Regions from separate parts of the Mus musculus genome. Here region 1 is linked to region 2. The links are chromatin loops, found by intact Hi-C in ENCODE. Cell type or tissue: gastrocnemius. All regions are shown on one strand. Each heading gives the region's core, and the rest is flanking DNA. Links, peaks and the distances in the headings are about the cores only.

Evidence for each region. Peaks named below come from ENCODE experiments on the same cell type or tissue, not always from the same donor. Only the 100,000 strongest peaks of a DNase experiment are listed, where the experiment ranks them.
Region 1: a loop joins it to region 2, with 2.5 times the contacts of the local background. A loop is called at or near these places in 1 of 42 quality-filtered maps.

Annotation. Positions count from the first base shown.
Region 1 is chr17:71,762,900-71,767,958 of GRCm38, reverse strand. Gm30140 (a long non-coding RNA gene) reads left to right here. Exons shown (of 4, transcript XR_001782175.2): 4 at 598-1,071. Among named protein-coding and RNA genes, the nearest start is that of Pcare, 13 kb to the right of the region's middle. In gastrocnemius, for the core only: no CTCF peak of the experiment used is centred there; no DNase peak of the experiment used is centred there.
Region 2 is chr17:71,549,266-71,554,324 of GRCm38, reverse strand. It overlaps Spdya (speedy/RINGO cell cycle regulator family, member A), which reads right to left and starts at 2,264. Exons shown (of 7, transcript NM_029254.1): 1 at 2,184-2,264. In gastrocnemius, for the core only: no CTCF peak of the experiment used is centred there; DNase peaks (open chromatin) are centred at 1,311 and 2,331; H3K4me3 peaks cover 1,709 bases; H3K27ac peaks cover 907 bases.

The sequences.
Region 1 (5,059 bases), core at 577-4,576, 210 kb before region 2:
AACAAACAAACAAAAACTGACAAGCCTTCTCATATGGGGCCTCAGGCTTGTCTATAAAAGAAAACTATTCCCTTCATTCCACAGATATTACATACCTCTCCCTAATCCATGCAGGTAGCATGGGATTGTCCCACAACTCTTGCCGAAGCATCGGCCAAAACACCACAGAAGATGACACAGTAATCAGAGGAGAGTTTACAAAAGGCATGATTTTCAGGCCCGTGGGGACCCCACGGGAAAGAGAAGTTTAACAGGCACGTTTCTGTCCTACACTGAACCCATAGAGAGCAAGAGTCCAGGGGAGCTGTGTAAACCTGTGGAGAAGGCTGCCTGACAGGAGCTACGGTCTTCCAAGGGTCTGCAACAAATCCATGGAGCCAGGATTGGAAGATGGGAGACTAGCTCACTCTCCATCCTCCCACTGTGGTCCTGCCTGCCAAAGCCTAATTAAAAGCCTGAGTCCCTGTGTGTCACACCCACGGGGATCCATGCCTAGGTCTCAGTGGTGTTGAACAGAGGTGTGAAGGGTGGATTGACGGGTGTTAACCGGATTCCAACACTACCCAGGACTTCCTATTTTCTTCCTGTTGGTCATAGGTTATATTCTGGACTGGGCCCCTGAAAACTTGGAAAGAAAGAAGCATTTTCAACCTCTCAAGACTTGACTCTGATTTCTGATATAAAGAAAAGGTTTTGAACAGAAATTCAAACCCACTTCATCATGACGTCTAATGATGAGACACTACACTGACCTTCTGAGTTACAGCTGTGGATCAGATAATAATTTGGAAAAACTGCCCATAATGATCTGTCGGTTTGTTCTTAAGATCATACCAACACCTGGCTGCCTGTAATTATTGGAGCCAACACAAATTTCACAGCTACTGACTTGAGTGTGCAAAAATGTAATTTTCTCTATTCTCCTGTAATTGAGTGTAATTTCTTCCCTGTGCCTCTGTTCTGCCTCAAAGCGGAGAAAATTGAATCTAGCCACTTTCAGATAAACTCATTCAAATACAGTCATGTCTTAGTCAATTCAAGTTTATTATTCAGTCACAATTAAAGTTGGAAATTCTCTTTTTCTTTCTTCTCTGGAATTCAATCTAAGCTCTTGGGGGCTTATATAATGGGTCCCCTTCTTGGTGTTAATTTGTACTATCTGCATCTGAGTATCACAGATGTCAGGTGTTCCCCCTTAGGAGGAAGAGGCAGGAGGATCACTTCGAGTTTCAGGTCAGCCTGGGCTCTAATGTACTTGAAATAAATTGTCCCCATCAGAGCCAGTACTGTGTACAATGAATATACACAGATAATAAAAAGATACAGTGGTGGTATGGAGTTTTGAAAGCTAATACACATGCTTAGAATTGACATCATAATTGATAGAAACTGTATCTGGTACTAACCCTGCTGTATTTATGGGGGATCAAAATTAAGGTTTTAAGGAATTATAGAAAGAGTCAGCTGTAACGATACTTTCTGAAAATGAACAACCTTCCCTTGCTCTTGCTCTTCTTCCTCTCTTCCTCTCCTCCCTCTCTGTCCCTTCTCTCTCCATTCCCCTCCCCCTCTCTCTCCAGGTGCTCATAGCCAACCTCCCCTCTTCCTCCTCCTCCTCCTCCTCCTCCTCCTCTTCCTTCTCTTCCTTCTCTCTCTCTCTCTCTCCCTCCCTCCCTCCCCCTCTCTCCCTCCCTCCCTCTCTCCCTCCCTCCTTCTGTCTCTTCTACCCCTTCAACTCCCCTCCCCATGCCCTAAATAAACTTTACTTCATACTAAAAGGAAAGAAAATAAACAACCTTTAGAAAAATTAGATACTGGGTACTTGAACCAGACTCATGTAACAGGGCCCCATGGCTTCTCTATCCTCGGAATGCCCTTATGTTTCACACCTGGGTCCCAGGCCTCCTTCTAGACTGATTCATTGGTGCTTTCTTGCTCTGAAAAAAAAAAAGTTTTTTCTTCATGGAAACCTTTTGAACAGTGGTTCTCAACCTTTCTAACACTGTGACCCTTCACCACAGTTCCTCGTGTTATGGTGACCCCCTACCCCAACCGTAATTTTTTTGTTGCTACTTTATAACTGTAATTTTGCTACTGTTATGAATCATAATATAAATAGCTGATGTGCAGGCTATCTTATACGTGACCCCCCCCCCCCACTCAAAAGGATGGCATGACAATGACCACAGGTTGGGAATCATTACTTTAGAACATCATAGTAACCTCCTATTGCCACTTGGACTGTGGGAGATAGAGGCAGCAGACTTTAGGGGCTCCCCATTCTTTTATACACAGACACCAATCCTATTCTGCCACGTCAACATGACAAAAGATAGTTCTACACATAGCTTGATCCCTGCTCTGTCCCAAGCTTCAAACTCTGTACTCTCTGATAAGGCTTAGAGATCAGACATGGGGCACAAAGAAGTCCTGCTTCCTAGGGCCCGGTGGCTTCCCCCCAACCTTTGATAGACTCTGATGTTCTTTCTGACATTGTCTCCTTTCAGACCTCCCTGCCTTACTTCAGTGCACAGCCTTTTGGTTTAGAAGTTGAGAATCCCAGAGGAAGGTCAGAGGATGCATAAACATGCCCAGGGTGCTTTGAGGAAGCCTGAAGAGTATAAATACAGAAGAGAGCTTATGAGACGATTATGCCACTATGTGTTATTGATGAAGCCTTCAAAGGAGTAGTTAAGTGAGGTTGTCAGGGTGGCTTCTAGTCCAATGTGACCGGTGTCCTTAGACGTGGTAACTCATCTTCATAAGGGGGCACATACAGAAGAGACACCAAAAGATGTCAGAGAGGACAGCCATCTCTGATGCCCCACCCCCCACCCCCCGCCCCCCACCCCCAAAAAAGGAGACCTTGGGAAAAAATCAAGTTTGCACCTGAACCTTGAACTTCTTTCCAGAACTTTGGGAGTGAGATCTGATTGCTTAACCTAGTCAGGCTTTGCTGCTGCTTTCAATTTGGTTTTTAGAAAGACAACATATATAATAATAATAATAATAATAATAATAATAATAAATTCCTGTTTCAATTCTAAGTCACTTTGCCTCAGTAGCTGACCTGCCTTCTGAGTTCCTCTGAGGTAAGGCACTGTTTAGCACCTCATTCTGAAACAGTAGGAGATTATATAAAAGTAGCCTTTGTTTTATCTCCACAGGAATTGTGAGGTTCTAACTTTCAGTCTGCTAGTTGGAATCCCAGGAAGAAAAAGGGACACTTTGAAAAGTCATTTTAGTGTTTATTTCTAAGTTCTCAAAGGTTTCCTGTGAGAGCTCTCTAAGAAAAAGGAGGAAAGGGCTCCTAAGAAAAAAAGGGGAATATGGGTATGTCTAAGAAAAGGGGGGACAAGAAGAATGCTAAGAAAAGGGGGATAAAGAAAATGCTAAGAAAAGTGAGACAAAAAGAATATTCTCTTCTCTTTGTCTTCAGCACTTGTACATCTTTCAGAATACATGATCAAATGGTAAGAAGTTCATCACAAGTTTACACATAAATTCAAGTCATAAATCGAACAACAAGTTTAAAACAGAGAATGTTTGCATGCGTATCCATTAGGAGTATTTATCTGGCAAAACATTCATTATCTGTCCCAAACTCAGCAGGTTCACGGATACTTAAAAACTATAACTTATGTGACTTATGTGATTAGTGAAGTTTTGTATAGACAAACCCAGTCAACATTTTGTCTTCTGTCCTAGCACCTATAGTAAACCATTAGTTCCCTTTTTATGACCTTTGGTGTAGTGGCTGGTTTTGTGTGTCAATTTGACACAAGCTGGAGTTATCACAGAGAAAAGAGCCTCCCTTGAGGAATTGCCTCCATGAGATCCAGCTGTAAGGCATTTTCTCAATTAGTGACCAAGGGTGGGAGGGCCCATTGTGGGTGGTGCCAACCCTGGGTTCTATAAGAGAGCAGGCTGAGCAAGCCAGGGGAAGCAAGCCAGTAAGCAGCATCCCTCCATGGCCTCTGCATCAGCTCCTGCTGCCTGACCTGCTTGAGTTCCTGTCCTGACTTCCTTTGGTGATGAACAGCAATGTGGAAGTGTAAGCTGAATAAACCCTTTTCTCCCCCATTTGCTTCTTGGTCATGATATTTTGGCAGGAATATAAACTCTGACCAAAACATTTGGTTAATGGTTTTACAACCTCTTGGAATGTGCTCTAAGTAATAGATGCCTGCTTGCCATCTCAGAAGCAATCAACTCATGACACTAAGAGACTGGCAGAGTTCTCACTGAAGTTTGGATTATCAGAGAGAACCTAATGGTGTAACACTACAAAAGAGCTTAGTAAATACTGTTATAATTTTATGATTTTTTAAAGGATCATCATTAAGAATCAAGAAGTCATCTATTTGTCTATATAGCATCACTACAAGGCAGTATATCTTCGTAGTTCTACAGAGATCTGTTCAAAAGGGTGGGCTAATACCTAGTGATTGTTATATATGTTTAATAATAACAGGAAAAGCATATTAATAGCAGGAATCTTTCCTAAAAATGAATTTTTCCTGGGCCTTGCCTACTGGAGCAAATTCATTGTGGATTATAATCTAAGGCAGACTCATCTCAGGAAGATCACATGCTAGTTATTAGCATCTCCTATGATAGCTCCTGACAGCATTTTTTTCTCATCCGCTGCAGGAGGAAGCTTCCCTGGTGATGGCTGAGCAAGACAGTGATCTACAAGTATCAGAATGTCATTAGGAGTCATTATATTGCTACTTTATTTTTTTAGAACAGTAAATAGTATTTGTATTTATCCTAGGTCCCTGGGCTATCTAGTCTCAGGTTCTGCATCACTCAAGCAGTGTGGGTTTCATCTCAGGAAGTGTGCCTTAATTCAAATCGGATATCGGTTGGTTACTTCCATAAGCTTTGTGCTACCACTTTCCTGACATACCTTGCAGGCAGGACACCATTGTAGATCAAAGGGTTTGAGGCTGAGTTGGTGTTTATGTTTCTCTTTTGGTATCCCTGTACCTCACTGTACCAAAACACTAGAATGTAGGGGGTGAAAACTCTGTGAGTCACCAGCTTGACTTCTTCG
Region 2 (5,059 bases), core at 373-4,372:
AATCTCAACACTCACATAGTGATTCATAAGCATCCAACTCCAGTTCCAGGGGATTCAATGCCCTTTCCTGGCCTTAGAAGGCAGCAGGAATGCAAGAGGTAGGGGTGTGTGTGTGTGTGTGGTGTAGAAAGGAAGAAAGAAGGGATGGAGAGGGAGAGGAGGAGAGAAGGAAGGAGGGAGGAGAGAGAGGGGGAGGGGGAGAGGGGAGAGAAGAGGAGAGGGGAGAGGAGGAGGGGAGAGAGAGAGGGAGAGGGGAGAGGAGGAGGAGGGAGAGGAGGGGGAGAGGAGAGGAGGGGAGAGGAGAGGGAGAGGGAGAGGGAGGAAAGTATCTTTAGTCTGAGACCAGGCTAGTCACAGCATCTGTAGCCACAGCTGTATCTTCAGTCTGAAACCAGCGTGGACAACATATATCTCAAAGACCAGCATGGACAACTCAAAGCGAAACAAACAGAACTAACCAACAACCAAAATAGATGGAAATTATAATTAGTTCTACAATTATTTGTCTTTTGATTCCTTCATCTGCCTTTCTTCTGGGGGGGGGGGGACGACCCAACAACAAAAAACCAAACAGTCATTAAGTTTCTCAAAAAGGACCAGGGCAGGGCTAGATTCAGAGGTAAGACAGATATATCAGAATGCAGAACACTGTGCTACATTGTCCAGGAGCTAAGTTTTACTCAATGGTAAGTGACTTTTAAACAATGTTTTTATATTGAAACAAAATAAGAAAATGCAAACTTCATGTATCAGATTATTTCATCTAAGACTTGAGAAAACAGGGAAAGGAAATGGCTGAAATTCCCAAATAGAGATTCACTAAAGTTCATAAAGACTGAATCAAAGTTTGTGCAGTTAAGAGCTTACGAAGAAAAACTGCAGCCTGTGTCAAATTCTACTTTGCTGTATTTTTTTTAAATTTAGCTCTTTGTTTAGATGCATCAATGAGTAAGAGTTCTAATGCAAGAGGGAAGAAATAAAGAACAAGTGAAAAAACGATGAGGCATTTCTCAAGAGAAAGAGTGAACGGGGAAATAAGAGAAGCTCGCTGATTGTCTCCAAACAAGACACATTCTGTCCTAAAGGGAAGCTGCTTAAGACGAAGTAACGAAACAAGACTCAGAAAAATAAACAACTCCCAAGAGTCGACAGGCCCCTGTCCAAGGTTCTAAAGCAGTAAGGACGGCAGCTTTCCCAGGGCTTCCCCTGAGCTGGGTGGACTTTTCAGGGACGCAGCTTGAGCCACACAGGCTCTATCTGTCAGTAAGCCCTCTCCCACAGATACCCTTGTAAACCCGGGCTTCACCAAAGCGGACTTGGGTGGAATCCCTACTTTGCTCTGTCACGAATGCCCTGTCTAGGGTGAGCAGATATTGATCGATTTGGACCTCTGAAGGAAAAGTCTCACAACATAAAAGTTAAAGATCCTTCAACTCAGTGGCATGCATTCGACCCAACATTGGGAAAAAAAAAATCACAGCAAAATTCATAAAGACGATGTCCGGGTGTGTGAGGTCTGGGGTTCTGTTTGTCTGGTACATACAGCTGAATTCTGTAAGCATCTGAAGAAACTCTGGCGACAGGATCATATGTATGTGTATGGCTAGTGGTTACTATATATATTACATATGTGTGTGTGTGTATACACACGTATACATACACACACACACACACACACACACACACACATATATATATATTAGAAATAGTTTCTCCGTGTGAGCATCTGACAGTCAATCGCTGACGACAGGGGGCAGGTAGGCAGGAAAACTTTCGTACTTTTGGAGAAAGTGGCTAAAGGTGTCGCGATGAGACGCGACAGCTCAGAACTCCAGCCCGGGAGGACTCGGGCCGGGGGCGTGGGACACGGGACACAGCGGCAGGACTCATCCCTCAGCCCCGTGAAGAGGCCGAGCCTCGCTCCCCACCGCGCACCAACCCCGCGCCACCCGCCGGAGCCGCACTGCCCGGTCTCCCTCCTCTCGCCCCGCACCGCCAGTTCCCGTCCCCGCCTCCGGGATGCCCGGCCCTTGGGGCCGGCGGGGCTGCTCGAGGCCGCGGGGATGTGGGGCTGAGGCGTCCCCGCCTCCTCACGCAGGACTGTGGGAGCGAGAGGGAGGGCACAGGCGACACCCAGAACCCCGCCATCAGGCCCCGGCGGGCGGGCGGGCAGGTGAAGGTACCTGCGCAGGCCGGCGAAGAGCGAGCGGCCCCACAGCCTCCGCCTCAGCGATCTACCTCAGGCGGTTGCGTGCTGGGTCGCTAGCCGCAGGCCGCAAAACCCGCCTAAGAACCTCAAGCGGAGGGCCGGGAGCGCGCGGCCGCGGGAGCCAATCAGAGCACGGGAACCGCCGAGGGCGGGGCCTGCGCTATCGCCCCGCCCCGCCCCTCGCTGACCGGGTCGCCTCCGCCTTCTGCCGTTATTCCGCTCCAGCTCTCTGTATCTTGATGCGGTCGCGCTTTCCCTCGAACGCTGGCTGTGCGGAGCGGTTGAGGAGCCCCGGACAGGACGAGGGGACTGGGCTGCCCTGAAGGACCAGGGCTGCTTGCCGTTCCCCCTCCCTGCCTCTCTGCTCGCGCCTTGGACCTGGGTGCTTCTTCCCTTGTGCACAAGTGTGTAAGAGGAGAAAGAGCCCACGCATGCTAGCTCAAAAGGTGTGAAATAAAGTGGCCTTTAGTGAGCAAAGGGCAACGTTCTTCCATTCACAGCCCTAAATGCTCCTTTTGTCATGCCCGTGCCTTCCTGAGACTCCTGGGATATAGCTGGTGCATAATCAACGCTTGCCAGTCCCACCCCTCCAATTCAGAATCTGCTTTATATATATAGTATGAGAGCACCATACAGTTCTGACTTGTTATCAAACTCAAGTAGACTAGTAACTGAACTGGTAATTAAGACTCTCTGTGGAATTTTGGGTTGGTCCATACATCCAGAGATTAACAGACAACATGAGTTGGGTTGTGGAATCTTCCCCCTTTTAGCTACCTGTACTCAGTGTTTTGTAGAACTTCCTTAAAATGTGACTGAGTAGATAAAACCAAGGTCATGGTAATGTTAATGGCTTAGACAAAAGTGTTACCAGCCCATTAGATCTTCAACCTCTCTCAGGCTATCAATTCACCTATAAAATCTCTAACAAGAAACACTGAGTCAGGAACTTAAGGAAACTGATGCTACGTGATGCTGAAGTACACTGAAAAGGTATGTTTCCATAATAATGTAAAAAATATTCTAAACATACATACAATGAGCCCTTTGAGTAGGAGCTAATTCGACTGTTGTTAAGATCTCAGGTTCAGGGATAGAGAGACAGCTCTATGGTTAAAAGTACTTGCTGCTCAAATTCCTAGCACACATGTGGCAGCTCACAACCACCTGTAACTACAGTTCTAGGGTATCCAACATCATCTTCTGGCCTTTGCTGACATAAGGCACACATGTAGCACACATGCATACATGCAAACAAGACACTCATAAGCATTCAATTTTTAAAAATGAAAATGAGTAAACATCTCAGGTCCATTAGCAAATGGCACAACAGAAAGTACCTTAAGTAAGGAACCCAAATAGAATTCAGTTCTTTGTTTGTTTGTTTGTTTGTTTTTTGAGACAGGGTTACTCTGAATAGCCCTGGCTGTCCTGGAACTCACTTTGTAGACCAGGCTGGCCTCGAACTCAGAAATCTGCCTGCCTCTGCCTCCCGAGTGCTGGGATTAAAGGTGTACGCCACCACGCTGGGCTAGAATTCAGTTCTTAGTCTCCAGCCACCCCAGTTATCCCGAGGACCTGCTCCCTCATCTTAGCTGTATCTTCACAAGCATGTATTGAGGATGAAGCAAGATATTGGTAAACTGGGAACTGTGCACACAGTGCTTTAGCACTTCCAAGGATGTGACAACTTGTAGAGAGAATCTCTTATGTACTGTGTGGAAGCATCACCTGTTAGCTGAGGCAGGAAATAGAAGGTAGGACATCTGGCAGAGAAAGAAAGGATTCTGGGAAAGATCCAAGAGCAGTTAAGGTCGGCCACCTGGACTAAGAGGAGACGGACATATGAAACTGAGGAGAGGTAACCAACCATGTGGCAGACACAAACTAGAACAAACAGATTATATAAGTTATAAGTTAGTTGGAAAATGAGCCAAAACTTATGGCCTAGGCATTTATTCATAAATAATTAAGTCTCGGAGTCACTTCAGAACCAGTGCCAGTGGGAAACCCCGAGCCTGCAACAAGTTGGTGGTGCATGATAGGAAAAGTGAGAGGACGTAGAAACTCCTTCAAAGAATGTGAGGCCCAGGGCTGAGGGTGGCTTAGCAGTTTAGAGCACAGGTTGCTCTTCTAAAGGACATGGTGGCTTACAACCATCCCTCCAGAGGGTCCAATGATTCTTTTGGCCTCTGCAGGCATCAGGCACATAACAGTGCACATACATACATACACACATACAAACAAACATACATACATACATACATACATACATACAAACACCCAAATACATAGAAATAGTATTTTTTAAAAAAATTAAAGAAAAGGAAAAAAAACGTAAGCTGGTCCTTTGAAATAATTAAGAGTCTTTTGAATCATATGAGTAGAAAAGCCTTAACCTCATGTGTTCTTGAAACTAAAAATTCTTTCAGGGTTTACATCTAGGGTCTGGTATGGTGATGCATGCCTGGAACCCAGTGTAAGAAGATTAAAGTTAAAGGCCAACCTAGGCTACATTGTGAGTGTCCTTCCCAAATGATGAACTGCCTCTAGAGTGGGTTGCTTGAAAGGGGAGACTTGGGACCCCAGGGGGGATGAGTTTGAGAACTGGGATGGACACAGTAGGTAACTCCCACATGGAGGGCAGAGCAGGGGCAACAATTAAGCCAGTCTCAAGCTAGGTGTGGCCTTGGTTTTATTTTTAAAGCAGAGAGTCAGTATGTGGGCATTGCAGCCCTCGCTCCTCATCTGCCAATGAAAAGCATTAAGTCAGAGCCAGTGTAGGCTCAGTGGTACTGCTCTCGAGCAGGTGCTTGGTCCTCTGGTTCCTGACATGAATAGCAGAGCAGC